Linked DNA regions of Homo sapiens: region 1 is linked to region 2. A link is a loop called in an ENCODE intact Hi-C map of the cell type or tissue named here. Cell type or tissue: Calu3. All regions are shown on one strand. Links, peaks and the distances in the headings refer to the core of each region. The heading gives the core; the rest is flanking DNA.

The links. Hi-C counts contacts between places; a loop is a spot of excess contacts. Peaks named below come from ENCODE experiments on the same cell type or tissue, not always from the same donor. Only the 100,000 strongest peaks of a DNase experiment are listed, where the experiment ranks them.
Region 1: a loop joins it to region 2, with 3 times the contacts of the local background. A loop is called at or near these places in 2 of 110 quality-filtered maps.

What each region holds. Positions count from the first base shown.
Region 1 is chr5:160,696,849-160,702,232 of GRCh38, forward strand. All of the region lies in intron 3 of ATP10B (ATPase phospholipid transporting 10B (putative)), which reads right to left. Among named protein-coding and RNA genes, the nearest start is that of ATP10B, 150 kb to the right of the region's middle. In Calu3, for the core only: no CTCF peak of the experiment used is centred there; a DNase peak (open chromatin) is centred at 2,683.
Region 2 is chr5:160,921,066-160,926,449 of GRCh38, forward strand. It overlaps a transcript of ATP10B not described here. Among named protein-coding and RNA genes, the nearest start is that of LINC02159, 15 kb to the right of the region's middle. In Calu3, for the core only: no CTCF peak of the experiment used is centred there; a DNase peak (open chromatin) is centred at 3,066.

The DNA.
Region 1 (5,384 bases), core at 300-5,299, 220 kb before region 2:
ATCTCATCATAAATTTCTTATCCATTTTGCTTTTTCTACTTATTTTGATTGGATTTGCTTGAGGAATGACCATCACTTAGTCTTTTACTGATTTTACCGAAACCCATTTACAGAGGAAGAAACAAAGATAAGGGGAATAGAGTGATTTCTCTGTAGAACTTGTCATTTCTTCCTAATCCATTTCAGTAAAAGCTATATTTATTAGAATACAAAATGTCCTTTTTCCACATTTTAATAAATTTTTGAAACTAGATTGTTTCACACAATTGCTATGTTAGTGTTTATTTACTTACACTCACAAAGTATTATTAAATTGATGACATTTTAGATTCAAAAAAGATATCTAGTTGCAGACAAATATGCCAGAAAACAGAAATTGCCATTTGAAAGACCCTCCATAAGTTTTGTAGTGTGGACCTGCCCAGGAAAATTCAGTGAGGCCTTCGTGGGAAAGGAATAGTCTTAGCGGAGACCTTATTCTGCAGTGGAGTTTGGATAGGCTAGAAGACTTGGGGAAGGCCGAACTTTAGCATTCCCATTTGCACTGTACTCAGCTACAGGCATCTACATATAGCTGCTTGTATGGAATCAGTTCTTATGAGCACAAAAAAGTGCTCTGTCCTTCCCAATGGGAAGAACAAGAGCTGTGATTGTGCCTTATTCACAGGCTACAAAACATGTCCTATAATTAGGATGCCAGAAGCTGACTTCCTCTAGAGAGAAAGAAACATTAAGAAGAAATGTATGCAGGGTGGGGTGGGGTGGGGATTGTTGTCTTTGGTTGGTAAAAGTGGGGACTAGTGGAAAAGAGAGAGTGAGAAAGAAATAGCAACCACCTAAAATAAAATTAATGAAAGGATGCAGTTCTGTAGAAGATAATTAAAATACATGATAAATGTAATCCTATAGAATGGGCCTTTGTGGGAAAGGAAAGATGGAAGGAGAGTCTGTTCCATAACTCAAGCATCTTCAGCATGCCACACTCAGCCCTCATCACTAGTCCTTGAGTCAATTAAAGCTTTTAACCCCCGATTGGTTTTCTCCTAGCTCCCCAACTCATAAGAGCTTTACTCCAACAGATTTCCAAAGATGAATATTTTTTTAACAGACAAGAAAATATTTCTCATCTGCCACATTACACTTTATCACCTGCCAAGTTCATTAGAGTTTAGAGTCTCACAAATTATCTTGCAAGCTAGTCTCCAATTTGGTGTATTTGGAGCTCGGATTTCTCCCTCGAACTTTACATCAAAATATCCTACTGCTTATGTGCCATTTCTACTTGTTTTCTAGGTATTTCAACTTTAACATTGTAAAACTCTTGGATTCTCTCCAAAATTCACTTTAGTTCCAGGAGTACCCATTTCCGTGAATAGCATCTCTGTTTACCTTAATGACTTAAGAGTAACCTTTGACCTCTCTTTCATTTACTACAGCCAATCTATTTTTAAGTTTTATCCATTTTTTCCCTTTAAATATTTTTCAAATCCATTTTCTTCTTAACCACTGCTCCTGGCCAAGCCACTATTTTTAAGTGTCGCAGATACTGTTGAGATTAATATATTATAATTTTATTCAAAGGCATTATTAATTTTATGGTAGGATTTGCAATTATATATTTTCTCGATTAATTAATACCAGAATTATAGCTACTATCAGGCAGAAGTTGTAAATTCTTTGATGACAGAAGAGATCTTTCACACACTGGTGTGCTAAAGACATTTGGACACATTGGTATTGTAAAGGGAGCCCAGAACTGAAAGCAGGGTACAAGGTGAAGTGCAGAGAGGAAAATCAGTGATGCAGAGTCCCTGACATAATAAAATGGTTGGGAGATGAGATATATATATATACATGGAAAGGTACTGAATAGGCTACCAATGGGAAATTGAAAGAATGGCAGACAGTAAGGACCAGAAGTTGTTAGAGATGTAAGAAAACACAGTTGACTGAGAAGGACAAGGCAAGCGTCTTGGGGAAGTAGAAATAGCCAATTAGTGAATTAGAGAGTTGAGTAGCCAGAGGCAGGCGTGAATCCAGAAAGCACAAGAATAGGCAAATGAGAAGCTTCACTTCTCATCCCCATGTCAGACCCCCTGAATCAGAAGTTCTGGGGATGGGGGTGGAAAATCTGCACTCTTCACCAGCTCCTAGGTCATTCTAATGTAGGGGTTGCCAAATAGCAAATCTGGAGAGACACTGCCTTTTATGCTCACCTATGTGTTCTCCCTTGAAAACTCGAACTACCTTTTCCCATTTTCTTCCCTTTATTCTAAGCCTGATCTCCCAGGTATCTTCCTAATGAAAGGCAAAATATCTTGGGAAATAAAAAGACAGTGCAGGCAATATTTCCTTTGTGAGAGACAGGTAAAATGAGATGCATAATTTCATTTTTAACATCCCTCTAGGCAGAAATGTGATTTCACTTAAAAATTGTTTTATAGATTCTTTTGGTATGTTTTACTGACAAAATAATTAAGTTGGATCTAATTAAAAGTAAATAAATCTCTCACAGAAGCTGGATGAATCAGTGCTGAGCTGAGAGGTGATAAAAGTTGTTCAAAGTTCATGAAGCTGAAAGCAATTAAAAGACAATAGTACACATTGACTGGCTCAGTTCACTTCAAACATATCCATGGTCTGTGAGTTACATACCAATTAGTACACCCCGGAAGAACTGAGGTGGGGGCAGGCATGGAGCAAGATCTGGGAAATTTTGGAGCAGCTTCCTTAATGGACTAGGCATCTGGCTTAGCACAGAGAATGTGGCACCAGATTTGTGAAATGGAGTGAGAAAAACTGATATGATAGTGGCTGCCTTCAGAGTTTTCCTAGGGAAGGAATATACTTTTAATCAGCATTTGGGGTAAAAGGCAAAGGGACAAGAATTAAGGAGAAAAGGAAAAGGGGGAGGGAAAGGGAGGGCAAATTAGCTGGCAAAAGCATGAGAAATAGAGATAAGATGGTAGCAGGTTTGGTGTCTGTGTTGGCAGAAAAGGGCAGAGAGATTTTTTAAAAAGTCAATATTCACTTAGAAATATGTAAAATATTATAATATAATATAATGTCCTTCCATGTTACTTTAAAATTGTTAGTGAAACTTCACAAAATAGAATTGTCAACTATGAAAGGCATCATTTGACTGGGGGTCTAGAAGTCATGAAGAAGGGGCTGTCCCCTTCTTTGGTTTCAGGCCAAAGGGAAATGATTAAAGAAAAGCCACAGGAAAGAGTGGAGAATGAGAAATACAGAAAATTCTGGAAATCAGAACCAGGGATGACTGGGAAAAACATAAGTCCCAGAGGAATTTTAGAAGTTGTGGGGGAAGTGGCACTGGATGTTCCTTAGGATCTGGGTTGGGGATTCAAGTGATTTCATCTAAGCGTTAAAGGACAAGGTAAGACAAGCCAAGATATCTGGCTTCTATATCCCACTAACCAGCTGTGTGGCCATGGGCAAGTCATTCTCCCTGGGCCCTAGTTTCTTCCTCTGTAAAATGGGAGAATTGGACTAAGTAATCCTTAAGACCCATATACATCTCTAGCACTTTCATCTCAAGTTTAATTCTCACCTCGACTTATGTCAAGTCCAGGGGGATGCATGACCATGTTAAGGGACATTTCCAGAGGGCAGACTATTTCTTCCCCAAACGGCAGCCTGGACTCTCCATGAAAGGTAAGTGATCTCACAGCACATAATTGCTAAGTAGCTGCTTCTTTTTTCAGAAATGGAGAACTTTTCATTCCTCTGTTTTGTCTGAGTTACTTTTTCATAGGTGCTTTGGGCTGGACATTCTCACACTTCCAAAAAATAGCAGAACCCTCTCAACTTTATTATTTTTCCTCTTTTATTAGATTAATAATAACAGAGTTCTCAAAAGGTCTCCGTGTTTCAAACTTCTAGTCCCAAAGTAGGGAGGAATTTCAAGAAAGATCCAACTGTCTATTGAACATTGCCCCTTGGATGTCTCCTGAGAACGTCAATCTCAGTTTGCCTCCAAACAGCCTCAGTATCTTTACCCCTACATCTGCACTTGCCCCCTATTACCTCTCTCATGGAATGGCAACCCTACCCTTTCGGTTGCCCAAGACTTTGATTCCTCTTTTACCTCTCATATCCAATCAATTATCAAGTCCTGTTGGTTGTAAGCCATTACATGTGTGTCTGTTTGCTTCACTCTCCTCTGGACCCATTGCCACACACCCATCCAGGCCACTCTCATCTCTAGCTGTGCTTACTTGGCCTCGTGATTTGTCCCTCTGCTGCCAGTTTTGCCCCCTCTAGTCTCTTTTCCACAGTGAAATCAGAAATACTTCGCCAAACTCTAGATCGACTCATGCCATCTCCTTGCCTAAAATCCTCTCTGATTTTAATTTCCCTCAGACAGCATAAGGAACAAAACTTAAACATAATTTACAACTCCTTCCCCTCATAAACTAGACACAGACTTTCTTCCCAGCCCTGTCTTTTGTTATCCTCTCTTTTACATTCTAGTCATAAGGAAATTATTTTGTGTCCATCTTTCTCTCCCACTGACACACCATCATTACCAGCATGCTGTAACCCACTTCCCATGCTCAAAAAGCCTAGCTAATTTATGATTGAGGGGCTATGTGTGTGCTCCACAGTACTCTTCCTTATCCCATTTTAGCCCTTAGTTCTGGGTAGTGAACCTCTGTACAAGTCTGGATTGAGGGATTCTACAAGGCAATCACCCTTCTACCCTAGAGCTGCCTGAGAGCAGTCACTACTCTACCCTCTACAGTGCCTGCTGGAAGTAGTCACCCCCTCCTACCCTAATGTCTCCTGGGAGCAGTTACTCATCTATCCCAGTGCCTCCTGGGAATAGTCACACCTCTACCCAATGCCTTCTGGGAACAGTCACCCCTCTGCCCCAGTGCCTCCTGGGAGAAGTCACCCTTTTATTCTAATGCCTCCTGGGAAGTCACCCCTCTACCCCAGTGCTTCCTGGGAGCAGTCACCCTTCTATTCTAATGCCTCCTGGGAGCAGTTACCCCTCTGCCCCAGTGCCTCCTGGGAGCAGTCATCATTCTATTCCAATGCCTCCCGGGAGCAGTCACCCCTCTCCCGAGGGCCTCTTGGGAGCAGTCACTACTCTACCTCAGTGCCTCCTGGGAACAGTAACCCCTCTACCCCAGTACTTTATGAGGTCAGTTGCCACTCTAACCCCCAGTGCTCCTGGGAGCACTTACCCCTCTACCCTATTGCCTTGTGAGGACAGTCATCACTTTACACCTCCTTCCTAGGTACAATGACTGACAGACACTAAGAAATACTTCACTTATTTGATAAACAAAAAACAATAATTTGTAATTTAAAATTATTTAAAAATATTTCAAAGAAACTTATTTCTATTATCTCAT
Region 2 (5,384 bases), core at 319-5,318:
CGCTATGGTCCCAGACACTAGAAGCTCATGTCCTCTATCGGATTAAATATTGTCATTCTTCCTCTACAGGATCAAATATTGTCATTCTTCCTCTACAGGATCAAATATTGTCATTCTTTCAGAGGGATCCTTGCATATACAACCATAAATGTACATGTGTATATAACCTTTAAAAAGCCACAAATAGCAGCTTTCTATTCAGCACTTTGTTTTTTTTTTTTTTACTTAATATATCTTAAAGATTGTTTCATAATTGTACATAAAGAACTGCCTCATTCTTTTTTATTGTGGTAAAATATATATAACTTTTACCAGTTTAAACATTTTTAAGTGTACAGTTTGTGGCATTAAACACATTCACAATGTTGTGCAACCATCACTACCATCTATCTCCAGAATGACTATCTTCCCAATCTGAAACTTTGCACTCAATAAATAGGGCTAGTTAATCTCAACTCTCCTTTTACAGGTCTCAGAACCAGAGCTTTCCGCAATGTCTGGCTAGAGTTTATACATGTTGCTCTGTGTTTAATTTTATAGTCACTCTCTGTTTGTGATAAGAAATACTCATTGTCCCATTAAAGTAGTCTTCCTTTTAAACAAACCTAAGTTCCATTGAAATGACAATGTCTTATAGTTATCAGTGAAGGCTGTACCTGGCTGTGCCACAAGATGTGAAAGTTGAACATGAAGGACTCAAACACAGGACATTCCCTTGGCCCTCTGCTGTGTGCCCAAATGACCTTTACCTTCACTCGCAGGAGAGCAAAGATGGCTTCCCTTTTGGGCCTCATGACTTATACCCGCAGGCAGCCTTTTCTAAGTGCTAGAGTTGTTTTCAGACCACAAAGCAGTTCCTCTTTTCTCATCCTTAATGGAATGGCAAAGAAGAATAAAGGCCTAGGCCTCTTACAGGATTTTGTGTCCTCTGATAGAGATGGGGAACACAACCCCAGGCATTTAACAGTAGGTGACATTAAGGAATGTCCCTTCTAGAAAATGACATATTTTCATGCGGGTGGGTGTCTGGCTTGAGAAAAGTCAGAGAAGGATCAGCATCTGACTCATATGAAAGTCTTCATAGCAGAACTCAGCTGAAGGGAAGAGGTAGATTCACTGTGTAGACCAGAGAAAGGGCTCAGGATTGGGAGTCCACAGACCTGGCACTGAGGTCTGGGTTTATCACCAGCTGGTTGAGTGTCTTGTAGCAAGTCACTTTTACCTCTCCAAGCACTGGTTTTCTTCATGTGCAAAATGTAGAGGTGAATATCTTATGAAGATTAAATGTAGTAATATATGGAGGTATTTAGCACTGGGCCTGCCACGTTGTTAGTGCTCAGTAAATAGAAATATTATAGTTTCAGATGATTCACTGAAAAGGAAGTAAAGAATGGAGGAGGATGTGGGCAAAAAGGCAGGTCCGAGGACACTCAGATGGTCACCACCCAGCCAAATTTTCACCTGTGACTACCCAGACTAAGTAGGCAGAGAAATACTGAGATGTCAATAGAAGACAATGTGTCTACAAAGAATTCCAATGACCCAGTACTTAACCTTCTCCCTTATTTTTACTCCTAAGCAAACCAAACAAAAACCAATCTGAAAAACAAATCTGCAATAGACACACACTTGTCTTAGAAGCTGACATACTGATTCAGTGAATATATCTTTGAGCAGCTCCTATGTACTTGGAAGCTGCTCTGGGTGCTGGGGACAGTGACACACAAGATGGAGAAGATCCTTGCACTCTCGGGCTTATATCCTAATGGGGCCCCTCCAAGCCCTTGGTCCAAGGCCCATTCAGCTGTCCCCACATATAGCCCCTGCTTTTTCTCTGAGGGTCCTGAAATGCAATAGTATCTGCTGACTTTTCTGCCCTGCAGAGGAAGGAAATAGGATGGTTTTATTTTCAGAGGTAAGCACAAGTATTTGTTTGGAAGACTTTTCAATTATTAGTAAAGAAAAAAGTTTACACTCATCGATGAAGTGTCTTTCTGTGATGTGGAGAATAGACAGAGCAGAAGAGAAAATGAGCTGTGGCCAGGGCATGAGACAGAAGCTGTGCTTGCCATCGATCGGAAGGCTGGCAAGCAAGGAAGAGCAGGGCAGCTTGACAAGGCTTGAAAACATGTCCTCAGTATTAGCTTCAAAAGGAGACTGTGCACACGAGAAACACTTGTGCATGATCTTGTGGTGGAAGAGGAAGAATTTAACATCAAATCATCCCCCAGTACATGACATTGGCCTGGAGAATGGATTCTGACATCTAAATAACTGGTTTTGAATCCCAGCTCTGCCATTTAATAGGCACTTAACCTTACCAACCTTAGTTTTCTAATCTGTAAACGATGATGACAGTATTTACCTCACGAGGTTGGAGGTTAAGTGAAAAGGTATACATATAGGAATCAGCACGGTGCCCAGGACGCTGTGAAAGTGTTATCATAAATGTGTGCAGAGCTGACCAAAATAAATGCAGTATTATGCAACTGTGGAAAATGCATTTATTCGTGATCACACAGACATTAAAGAGGATGATGTCCAAGCTTTAACTAGATTTTTCTGACTTTACGCACCTTCCTGATAACAGCCAGCTTGCATAAATACCACTTATGAGGAACAAACAGGATTTTCTTGACGTACAGCCACAATGGGACCACTGTTTTGTCTGTGTTTGTAAATGACAGGATACACAAGCTAGTCCTCAAGCCAAGAAGCCAGTTACTGAAATTATCTTATAGCACTGAAACTATACTTTAAGATCTGTGATCAAGTCCCACTTACTATTAAACCAGACTGAACAGAGAACAAGAAAGGAAAGAGAAATTGGAAAAATGCAACAGGATTGGTGTTCAAAAGGATGGGGCTGAGGCGCCTTGGAGAGACCAACACTCTGCCCTCATGTTTACCTATTGGGACATTCCCTTGATGAAAGGGTTGTCTGGGAAAGCCAGGCTGAGTAGTTAAGCAGCTCAACTATGTCTGAATAAGATTAGGCAAAAGAAAAACAAACAGGCTCCACCAGCTAGGCCAGGGCTGCAAGGACTCAGGAAAACAAGTGAGGCAGGTTTGTCCCCATCCCTTGCCAGCAGAACAGGTTTTTCAAGGATAATCTGTAATGTGTTATCAAACTACCTCTGTGAGCCCCATTCAGGCAATAGGAGTTTGGAGCAGCTGAACAGAGTTGAAGGGCATGTGTTTAATCACACAGGGTTGGGGTTAGGCCTCCGTGTTGCCACCTTCAGCTGGGTGCCCCTGGGCCAACTTTGTGTGCTCCTTAAGTTTCAGTTTCCTCTTCCTTAAAATAATGAGGATAATACTGGAATCTACTTTAGAGTGTTGCTGTGTTAGAATTACATGAACTAATTAAGTAAACTTACACATAGTAAATACTCAATAAAAGGTATTAATTATTAACTACTGTTATTACATGGGAAGCACCTGAGAGCCTTGCGTGTTTGGTGCAGACAGCAGAAGGATGACTGCTTTATCGGGGTCATGGTGCAGTGATCGTGTGCTGGGATTGCAGCAGAAGCCAGGGCCCACCTAGTTGGAGAATGATCCAGTAAAATAACTCTAATATCCAACTGGCTATCATGGCTTAAGGACACGAGAAATGGTAATTGTGTTTGACCAGCCCAGCACAGCCCTTGAAACAATTTCTTCTCGTCACTTATCCTAACATTCTAATTCAAGAGATTTTATATCAACAGATTTAAGCCAGCATAAGGAAATGTTATCACAGAGCTGAAAGAGGCCCTCAAAATGGCCAGGTCCAGAGCTCTGTCTTGGGGAACAGTAGCTCCACTGATTGCTTTTAATAAGCAAACTTATTACCTCAAGGCTTGTGTGGTTGCCTGCCCACAGAGAGAATCCTGAAGAGAGGAGAAAGTTCTGGTCAATCTGGTGAAATCCTAGAGACACAACTTAAGTCATTTGCAACAAGACACTTCACTTACCAGGCTAAAGATGACAGGACACCGATAATTACCTAGAAAGTAGATTGGATCTTGAGTATAAACTCCTGTCAAACTAAATTCCCAGTGGAGTTTATGTTTCCTTGAAAGTTTACTAAAATATGACAATGAAGAGGGAAGGCTGTGGATTATAAGAGTTCAAAGTTCTAATCCTGATTCTGGCCATGTGGCCTGCCTATTATTCATTAGTTCCTTACACTTATACAAGATGGGGATGATAGTCCCTATCTCATAAAAGAGTTGAGGGAAAAGTAGCAGCAGCAGCAAACTTTTGAAGTTCATTATGGACCTATCACTATTTAAGCTCGTCATACCTATCGATTTGTATAACTCTGACAATAACCCTAGGGGATGAGTTTATTATCACCCCCGTTTGTAGACGGGGAAACTGAAACAGAGTGGTTGGGAAAATTGCCCAAGGTCACACAGCTAGCAACTGGCAGTGCCAGCCACTGTAAGCCATGATCCAACCCCTTAGTCACTGTGATAAATTGCCTCTTGCATATAAGAGAAATGCTTCTATCAGTGGCAGATACGAAGTAGTAAATACATTTTGACTATCATGCTTATGTTATTAATTCCTCGCATGGGATACAGTAGCTGCAAATTCTCCTAAAAAGTTAAAGAATTTAAAACAGTTTGGTTTCAGCCTTGTAAACAATGTGTACTCTGAGTTAGTTGATTTCATGTTCTCCTTTGGTAAGTTGCATCTTTTTTCTTCTTTATGAAAATATCTGTCATTTTCTTTAAAGGCCATGAAATTAGGAAAATAGGAGTCCTTTTGGAACATTCTTCCTAAATCTTGGTAAACAAGACAAGTGGACAATGGTGAATAAAAGTGCACAGTTTCCAAGTACCTTCATAGGCCTCATCTCATCAGATAACATCCTGTGAAAAGCAGATGCCTGGTAATGTCAACTGATGTATCCATAAGGATTGCCAGGTAATATAGCCCAGTAGAAGGCATTGCACCTGGTGGATGAGAGCACGTGCTCTGAATCAACCAGTTTGCATTCTAATCTGGGTTCTATCACTTACCACCTGGTGACCTTGGAACTTTTAAATCTCACATTTTCAATTTCCAAAAACAGATAGTAGGCATGATAGTAGGCACTGGATAATCTACATGAGATTATCCAAGGAAGACTCTTAAGACTTAGTAAATTCTCAGTAAAAGTTCACTGCTGATATTGCTATTATCTCTATCGTGGCACAAGAAGTTGGAAAAGAATTCCTGGTAATTACCGCCAGGATTCAAGCCCGGGTCTTCAGAAACTTAATGTAATTCTCTTTTCATAATACAACATTGCTTATGGGCCCCTAGCTTCCCAGAAAATTGTTAGGGCTCTGAGTTGGCTTCTAATTCAAAATTTATTCTTTCAAAAAAAGCATTTCCTAAAATCTGCA